2 separate regions of the Mus musculus genome follow, and region 1 is linked to region 2. Evidence: chromatin loops called from intact Hi-C (ENCODE). Cell type or tissue: heart. All regions are shown on one strand. Each heading gives the region's core, and the rest is flanking DNA. Links, peaks and the distances in the headings are about the cores only. Region 1 overlaps Npffr1 (neuropeptide FF receptor 1). Region 2 overlaps Adamts14 (a disintegrin-like and metallopeptidase (reprolysin type) with thrombospondin type 1 motif, 14).

Evidence for each region. A loop is a pair of places that touch in the nucleus more often than their neighbours do. Peaks named below come from ENCODE experiments on the same cell type or tissue, not always from the same donor. Only the 100,000 strongest peaks of a DNase experiment are listed, where the experiment ranks them.
Region 1: a loop joins it to region 2, with 3 times the contacts of the local background. A loop is called at or near these places in 3 of 42 quality-filtered maps.

The regions. Positions count from the first base shown.
Region 1 is chr10:61,600,603-61,604,989 of GRCm38, forward strand. The region is part of intron 1 of Npffr1 (neuropeptide FF receptor 1); the gene reads left to right. Among named protein-coding and RNA genes, the nearest start is that of Npffr1, 7.5 kb to the left of the region's middle. In heart, for the core only: a CTCF peak has its summit at 1,860 (motif pointing right); no DNase peak of the experiment used is centred there; H3K4me3 peaks cover 423 bases; H3K27me3 peaks cover 885 bases.
Region 2 is chr10:61,197,288-61,201,674 of GRCm38, forward strand. It overlaps Adamts14 (a disintegrin-like and metallopeptidase (reprolysin type) with thrombospondin type 1 motif, 14), which reads right to left. Exons shown (of 22, transcript NM_001081127.2): 20 at 3,889-4,018; 21 at 3,076-3,186; 22 at 1-1,672. The coding sequence ends at 1,191. Among named protein-coding and RNA genes, the nearest start is that of Gm29861, 17 kb to the right of the region's middle. In heart, for the core only: a CTCF peak has its summit at 2,420 (motif pointing right); DNase peaks (open chromatin) are centred at 1,261 and 2,474; H3K27me3 peaks cover 1,500 bases.

The DNA of each region.
Region 1 (4,387 bases), core at 229-4,228, 400 kb after region 2:
TCCGCAGTGAGATTACAGCTGAACACCTTCACACCTGCCTTCGGGTGATATTTTAAACGATCCTTCTGGTATTCACGATGTCAAACGTGCATAGGCATTGGAAGTCAAGGCCCTCTCCTGGTTTAATCAAGGAGCCCTAATGGGTTTTACAGGTGGCATAATGGTTTCAAAGAAGACAAGGAACTGGGAAATAGCTGAGCCAGAGCAGAAGCTCAAACTCACAACATGTCCCCAGATTACTTGATGGACCATGAATCCTGAGGTCAAGTAGGGGGCAGAATCACTGTACCACCGTGTATTCTCAAACCAAGTTTCCTTAGCTTTGAGCTTTGGTTTTCCGGTGAGGTGAGAAGAATTCTCCTTTCCTGGTCAGAGGTAGTTTGATACTATCAGATACAGTAACTGGCAAGGTGATGCACATCTGTAATCCCAGCACTTAGGATGTGGATGCAGGAAGACCAAGGGCAGCCTAGGTAGTATGGGACCACCTCTCCCCCTGTTGGAAAGTGCCAATAACCCTGAAAAGAACAGAAAACAGCCTGTGCCATGCCGGGCAGCTAAAGCAGTGCATAGAGGAAAATTCATTGCTTTTAGAAGTAGGTACCAGGGCTGGAGAGATGGCTCAGAGGTTAAGAGCACTGACTGTTCTTCCAGAGGTCCTGAGTTCAAATCCCAGCAACCACATGGTGGCTCACAACCACCTGTAATGAGATCTGATGCCCTCTTCTGGTGTGTCTGAAGACAGCTACAGTTTACGTATACACAATAAATAAAAAATGCCTCTTTAAAAGAAGAAAAAAAAGAAGTAGGTACCAACCTTCACTCTCCACCTCTGCTTTAGCTGTGCATCAGATGGTGGTAGCATTTGAAACTGGATAAGCCATGGCTGCCGCCCCTAAGATGTATCCAGTACAGAGGCAGGAAACAACCTTCTATATGAAGTTACACTAGGAAGCAGAAGAGGGTGAGCAGTGTGGTACTGAGAGATGGAGCAGGCTGGCCTGGAGGCAGCAGTCACCACAGAGCCTAGACAGGAAACTAAAGAGCATGCTCAGCCTGACCTACAGTAAGATGGAAGATGGCAATCTCTGTCCCCTTTAAGTCTGCCCGGATTTGGCTTACCTTAAAATAAACAAAGAAATAAATAACCTGCATGTATGTGCACCATGTGTGTGTGTCTGGTGCCCTCGGAAGCCAGAAGCTTCCCTGGAATTGGAGTTGCTGATGGTTGTGAATGAACATGTGGTTGCTGGGAACCAAACCCAGACCCTCATGAAGAGCCGTGAGTGTGCCTAACCACTGAGCCACCCACCTACTTCTCTAAAGTGTGGAGTCCCTTTCAATGGACTGAGGGAGTATGCTTAATATGGGAGATAAGAGAAATTCAGTTCCCAGAAGTAAGGACTGAAAGTCTTTCCAGATGATGGTGGCACCCACCTTTAATTCCAGCACTCAGGATCAGAGGCAGGCAGATCTCTGTGAGTTCAAGGCCAGCCTGGTCTACAGAACTAGCTTGGTCTACAGAGCCAAGGTACCAGGCAGTGGTGGCGCATGCCTTTAATCCCAGCACTTGGGAGGCAGAGGCAGGCAAATTTCAGAGTTCAAGGCCAGCCTGGCCTACAGAGTGAGTTCCAGGACAGCCAGGGTTATACAGAGAAACCCAGTCTTATAATAAATAGATAAATAAATAGATAGATAGATAGATAGATAGATAGATAGATAGATAGATAGATAGATAGATAAGCGGAGGGTGGGGTGGGGGAGCACACCTGGTGTTATTAGTCAGAAAGCAGCAGGCAAGAGAGAGCTACTAGATGAATTCTGCAAAGCCCATTTCAGATGGGGCAGGCTCCTTATTCATTTCAGCCACTAGATGGCGACTGGGCTCTGGGAAGTTGTGGGTCCAGGGAACTAAGGGGAAGCCTTTTCTATTATAACTTCTCTAGAGGGGGCAGATGCTCTAGGATGATCTACGGCTTTGCTATGGGGACATGCATGATTTAAGGCCATTGGGACTGGAAGGCATTGGGACTGGCCAGGGAATGCAGAGATAGGACCGGTCATTTACAATACCCGGTTACATCTGCCGTAGCTAGGGACGGGGCTTGGGACAGGTGTGGCTAAACCATCCCTACCTTGTTTCCCTGCACCAGGATGGCAGGGTTTGGTCAGTTGAAGGGGGGTGAGGCCTGATCACTCCAGGCACTGATCTAATTGTAACCGGCCTGCCTGGTCCAATAAGCATTTAGGAGGTTAAAAGGCTTGTTTGGGGTTAAAACGGAGATTCTGTGGTTAAGAGCACTGGCGGTTCGGCTTACTATCTTCTGTAACAACAGTTGGTGGCCTGGCGCCCTCTTCTGGCCTCTTTAGGCACCAGGCGCCGAAATGGTGCACAGATACACAGGCAGGCAAAATGGTTACAGGCTTAAAATTAAGGGGGGTGGGGAGGTCCATTTGGTACTCCAGTTAGCTGCTCAGGTTTTTCTGCTCCAAGGATTTTGGAAGGCTCACCTGCTCCCACTTACCAAATGGACAGGAATTAGAGAGGCCAGAAGTAAGGAACCCAGATTACAATGGAGAGAGCTGGAGAAGGTGGGCTTTGGCTCTGTCTGTAGCAGTGGTGGGATTCCTGTACCCCACCCCCACCCCCACTGCTCTCCTGAGTAGCCTTAGTCCAGGCTCACTTCCTCAGGAACAATTCCAAGCGAAGCATCCATCACTGTGGCCCTCTGTGCTTCCTGGTAGGCAGCAAATGCCATCAGGAAGCAAGCCACAATGTAGTATGACTTCCATGCCAGTGTTCAAGAGGCAGGCACATCTCTCTGTGAGCTTGAGGCCTGCCTGATCTACACAGGTAGTTCCAGGCCAGCCAGAGTTCCACAGGGAGACCCTGTCTTAAACAAAAACAAAACAAAAAGAAGCAAGCCTGGGGGTGTAATCCAATCAGAAGATAGCCTGCTTAGCATACTTAAAGCCCTGGGTCAGCCTCAGCCCCATAAACTGGGCAGGTGGAGGCAGCAGGATTAGAAATTCAAGGTCATTCTTGACCACATAGGGAGTTCAAGGCTAGCGTGGCTACTTCAAACTTCACAAAAGCAACCCTGAGCTGGTGACTTAGTTAGGGTCCCTATTGCTGTGACAAAACAGGAGCTGATGCAGAGGCCATGGAGGGTGCTGCTTACAGGCTTGCTTCCTGTGGCTTGCTCAGCCTGCTTTTTTCAATAGAACTCAGGACCACCGGCCCAGGGATGGAACCACTTACAATGGGCTGAGCCCTCTGCTATCAATCACTAATTAACAAATTACCTTAAAACTGGATCTAATTATCTGGAGGCATTTTCTTCAGATAACTTTAGCTTGGGTCAGGTTGATATAAGTCTATCCAGTATAGCCTGTGAGGTGGCTCAGTTGGTAAAAGTCTTTGCTCCGAGGCCTAATGACCTGAGTTTGATTTCCCCAAACCGACAGAGAGAACTGACACCTGCAAGCTATGGAACTTCTGACTTCTGGAAGCAAGCGTGCGCGTCTGCACACACACACACACACACACACAGACACAGACACGGTAAATGCATCTAGCATTGTTTAGTCAGCTGTAAGTTATAGCCCCAAGCCTCCTTTTCAAACCAGGTTGCTGTCCCCCATTCCTTTTACAATGGATGAATGACCATCAGGGGCTACCAGCTTCCAGGCCACATTCTCAGCTCCTTAATCAGTACCCCTGCCTTTTTGGAATAGCGCTGTCCCCATGGAAGAGTGGATGACCTGTTGAGAGGCAGTGGGGTTTGGAGAGAGAGACCACAAAACCTTACTATGCTCTCTCTGCCTGCCCCTATCGTTGGGGTACTGAACTTGGACTCTGAAAACACCCCCCCCCCAGAGGCTCAGGATGACCCACCTGAGTCCCCTTGTATTAGCCAAGATGCTGAGGATACAAGCAGCAGACGCTGGTGCCAACTAACGCTGGTGCCAATTGGAAACTTATAGGAGGGGGGTTGGGCAGTCATTGGGGTGGACGGCAAAGCTGGGTTACTAGGAGCCACAGTCAGATCCAAAGCAAGAGAACTCCCACTGGCTGGCATTTGGCTAGGGATGGGTGCACACTTCTGACTGACAGTCGCTCCAATGCTTCATGCAGGGGCAAGGGCTGGCTCCTCCTGGATACAGCGTGTTCCCCACCCGCTTGTGCTCACTGTGCCCCTGAAAGTGTGTGCTCTGTTGAGAGAGGAGCCAACACATTCAAGAGTCATAATTTCCTTCTGGACAGGAAGCATTTCACGCCAGATCAAGGGAAAGCCCCTAAAAGCCTCTGAAAAGAAAAAGCATCAAAATACATCAAAGGCTTTGGTGATCCCAAAAAGCTCACAAAAGCTTAGCATGCAAGAGG
Region 2 (4,387 bases), core at 85-4,084:
GAGGAAGGTGGATAGACAAGCACCTCTGCCACTTGGCCCTCAAACTGAGTGAGGGTCTAGGCAATTTCCTGAGAGTCTGAGGACCATGGAAGGTGCTCTACGCATCTTCCCTACCCTAACCTGGGATCAACAGCAGCTAGCATCCTGCCAGGGCCCTCTGCACAGTCCAGCTGAGTGGATTCTCAAGTCGCTAGCCACCTGACTGGTCTTCTGAGCATCACGCATTCGGGCCCAGTTTAAGCCAGAAGGGAAGAGCCCCCGCCCTCAACTCCAGGAGGAGTAGACTTCAGCAGAGAGTGATGACTGAGGGGGACAGTCTTAGAGGTGACATCTTTCCGGTGGTCACCTTTCAGGCTGGGTCTCCTGCAAGCCCCCGTGATGACTGAAGTCACCGATCCTGGTCTAACCAGGGACCAAGCCCCAGCTTGTTAACTCCTGGATGTCAAAGCTGTGTATCCAGGCCTCCTCCTCTGGTGACTTGGGTGTGACATTGGAGGGTCAGTCTGTTACCTAGAGTCACCAGCAGTGACATCTACAGGGACAGATCGGGCCACGAAAGTGACACTATGGCCGGCAAAGGTGAACTGATCTCTGCCCGAGATTAGCAGCCATCAGCTGACAAGAGCCAGGCCTGAGAAGAACTCTCCCCTGCCCGACCCTGCAGCCATGAAGCCTCACCTCTACATCCATCCCGGACCCTTCCCAAGTCTGCCTGTGTGCAGCCCTACCTCCTGAGTCCTGCTTTGTCTTTGGTGTGTGTGTGTGTGTGTGTGTGTGTGTGTGTGTGTGTGTGTGTGTGTGTGTGTATGGCTGGACAGGCCTCCCTGGTAGTCAGAAGTCATGGACAAGCAAGAATCTCTGACAGGCTCCTGCATGGGCTTCAGCCCTGTATGGCCCAGTGGGTATGGGAAGGGGCATTACTGAGACTAGAGGAACAAATCATATAAAAACTCTGGGAAGTGGAGCCCGGACTCTGCTAGCTGAGGTATTTCTGGTTAGGGCAGTCCCTGATCTCCCTCTCCTCCCCCAACCCTGTCACGGGAGTAAAGAGCGTCACAGCCCCAAACAGAACAAGAGGGCAAATAATTTAAAAGGGAACCTGTGCTACCTCCTGTCCCCTGCGCTTGAGTCCTCTGAGCCAGGATCCCTGGGACCACAGGCAGAGTGTAAAAAAGACTGGAGGGATGGGCTCATGTCACTGGGGAGGTGGCGGGAAGGCTGGTGCCTCCATGCCCTGGTTCCTCCCTGGACTGTCCTTGACCCTCAGAGGTTGGCATAGCTGTTTGGGTCCAGTCCTGAGGTGGCCTCCGTGGGGTAGCAGGAGAATTGCCCGGAAACGCTTTAGGGCTTAGCATCTGGGGGGTGACCGGATACTGAGTCACTGGGGAGATCCTGTCCGCCACATCTGGTAGCTGTGTGGGCTGGCTTTGCCGATGATCTTCCAGGCTGGTTGGCCCCCTTGTAGACTTCACATCCTCCAGGGTGGCCTTGGGTGCTGGCAAGAGACTCCCAGGAGTGGAGAAGGTGGGTGGTAAGGCCAGGCTGGCATTGGGGCCTGAGGTCTTCTTTATGCAAGACTCACAGCATAGACGGTGGTAGCCGGGGATGGTGCAGTAACGGTCCAACACTTCCATTCGGCAGAAGACGGATCTGTCTCGCACACAGGGCTCCACTGTACATACATACACGAAGGGTGCCCATCAGGAGGGGACATCTTTCCTCCTTCTGTCCCAGCTGGAATCACTACATAGCTCATTCCACCCAGGAGGTCAGACCCTTCCACAGGGAAGAGAAACTAAACGGACCATCCTGCCTCCCCGTCACAAACACAGTATCAGCATCATTAGAACCTTGGTGGTAAGGCTAATTGTCAAACACTGTGCAGACCTACTGAGCCAGCACCTCTACGATGGGGCAAAACTGTTTTAGAGAACCCTCCAACAACTTCCAGTGCGTAGGAAGAGCTATATAGCTCTGTCTAGTTCAACCATATACTCAGCTACGCTGGTCTTTATCCAGGAAGCTCTACCTGGGGAGTCTGGGCTAGGGCCTAGACACTGAGGTAAGTCTAGATTCAACCAAGCATGAGAACCCTGCTCTAGGAAGAAGATGGAGCCCTAGACTCTCCTAGCTACCCAGTTACTCCCTGCAGCTAAGGTGCTTAAGAGCACTGGATGCTTGCTCTTCCAGAGGTCCTGAGTTCAATTCACAACCACCACATGGTGGCTCACAACCATCTGTAATGAGATCTGATTCCCTCTTCTGGTGTGTCTGAGGATGGCTACAGTGTACTTACATATAATAAATAAATCTTTAAAAAAAAGAAAAAAAAAGCTCTTTAGAGAAACGTAGTGGCTCAGGCAGCTGGGATCAAGAGCAGGCTCTGGAGCAGAGACAATAGAAGCCAATGGTCACTAGATGGCGCCAAAGCTCCAGAGCCAGAATCAGAGCCCCAACTGCTTTGAGGAATTTGCCCAGCTTCTGTTTTGAGGAGAGGCCAAGAGGTCAAAGGGTTGCATGAGGCGCGGTAATACCCTGGTAACTAGGAAGTATGTCGTAGTAGACGCAGGGAAAGTCTTAATCCACAGAGACATGAAAGGAGAGACCACAGGGTGAATTAATTGCTAGCCCTGTGAGGCAGCAGCAGAGGACACTGGTTCAGTTCCATGATTCCTTCTTTCAGCTGCTCTGGGGAAAGCAGCTCCTCTCTATGACTACAGTTCCCAGAAGTGTGAAACCAGACACGATGAGAATCCAGAGCTCTGGGGCGTACTATATAGGTTTATAAAACAGGACACCCTCACCACAGTGGACAGTGCCTTGTCACCAAACCTGGCAACAGAAGAAGTCTACATGATTTCTTTTTAGTCTGTATCAGGTTTGGCCGTCACGGGAATAACACCAAACGTAGGACTAAAGGGGAATCACAGAGTAGGTCATAGACTAGAGTGACATCATTTGGATTCTCAGAGGTCACCCAGACACGTAGACACTATGCCTGCTCCATTGCTAACACTCCAAACCCTGGGCTGCGTGTAAGGCTGGGGGAGGGGAAGGGCCCCTGACCATACTTACTTGTTGAGATCCTGTCCTCAGGAGTCAGGGGCCTGGATTGGGGTTCCCGGTATCCTGTTTTGGTCACAGGGTCCTGGACCTCCGCCTTCACTGTAGAGTTCTGGAGATCTCCTGTGAACAGATGCAGCTGAAGTACAAATGGGTGAGAGCATCCTTTACCCAGAGTGCTTGGGGCCAGAAGCACTTCCACTGTCTTCCCCCTGGGATTTGCAATATTTGCATAGACTTAAAGAGGCCTCTAGGAGGTGAGCCCCAGATCTAATCCTGGGGTGCAGCTGTTTTTTTTTCATTTATTTGCATTTTGTCCTGTGTGTACTAGTGTGGGTGTCACAGAGCATTTGCAGAGGTCAGGGGACAGCTTTGGAGGAGTCATCTCTCTGTTTCCACTGTGTAGACCTCGCCTTGGCAGCAAGTGCCTTTATCCACTGAGCCGTCCCGATGGCCCCATTGGTTTCTTAGGCCCAAAATGTGCAGGTAATTTTGTATAATGTTTTAAATGATTTGGGAACTGAAATGAGGTTCGTACATAAGAGTGTTAAGAGTCTTGGAAGGTCCTTTTGTCTCCTCTAGGATGCTGGCTAACTGGGTACTGATATTTCGATCACACCATATCCTCTGCAGTCAGGAGTGGAATCGCCCATCCGTGGCAGCGTGTGAGCACTCCAGGAGTTCTGGATTGGGCAGCATTTGGGATTCTGGATTAGGGATGCCCAACCTGTCTTTGGAATTTCAAAGGGCCAGGAGACCACACTGCTACACATTCACAGGGCCGGAGGAACGAAGGGGCGGGGCCTCCCCATCCTGTCTGCTCACCTCCACAGGCAGGCAGGCTGCAGATCTGCACCATGTCCGGCTTGACCCCTTCGCATGGCCCGAGGGCACTGGAAGTGTTCCTGCATACCACCTGCCTTTGCTGGATGCCTTCTCCGCAGGTAGCAGAGCACTGTAGAGGAGCAGGAGAGCCAAGAGCCATAATGCCAGGGGCAAAGCAGTTGGGAGAGAGGGGGGAGAGGGAGAGGGGAAAGGGGGGGGGAAGGGAGCCGTGAACTCAGGGTCAAAAGAGTACCAAGAAGTCTGCTATGTCTTTACTCAATCAGACAGACTTGCAAAGCCTGTACCAGGACCTGCCACTGTCAGGTTCTCCTGAGACAGTGTGACACTGTCCAAGCTTGGGACTCGCTAGATCACTCCATGGTTTGAACTGTGTCTCAGATGAGGACTTCCCGGGCCCCTTTCCATCGGCTGCCTCCTGTGGCCACACTCTCCACTCTATGCCTAGGTCTCAACTGTTTTATGCTCCGCTCGGGCAGTC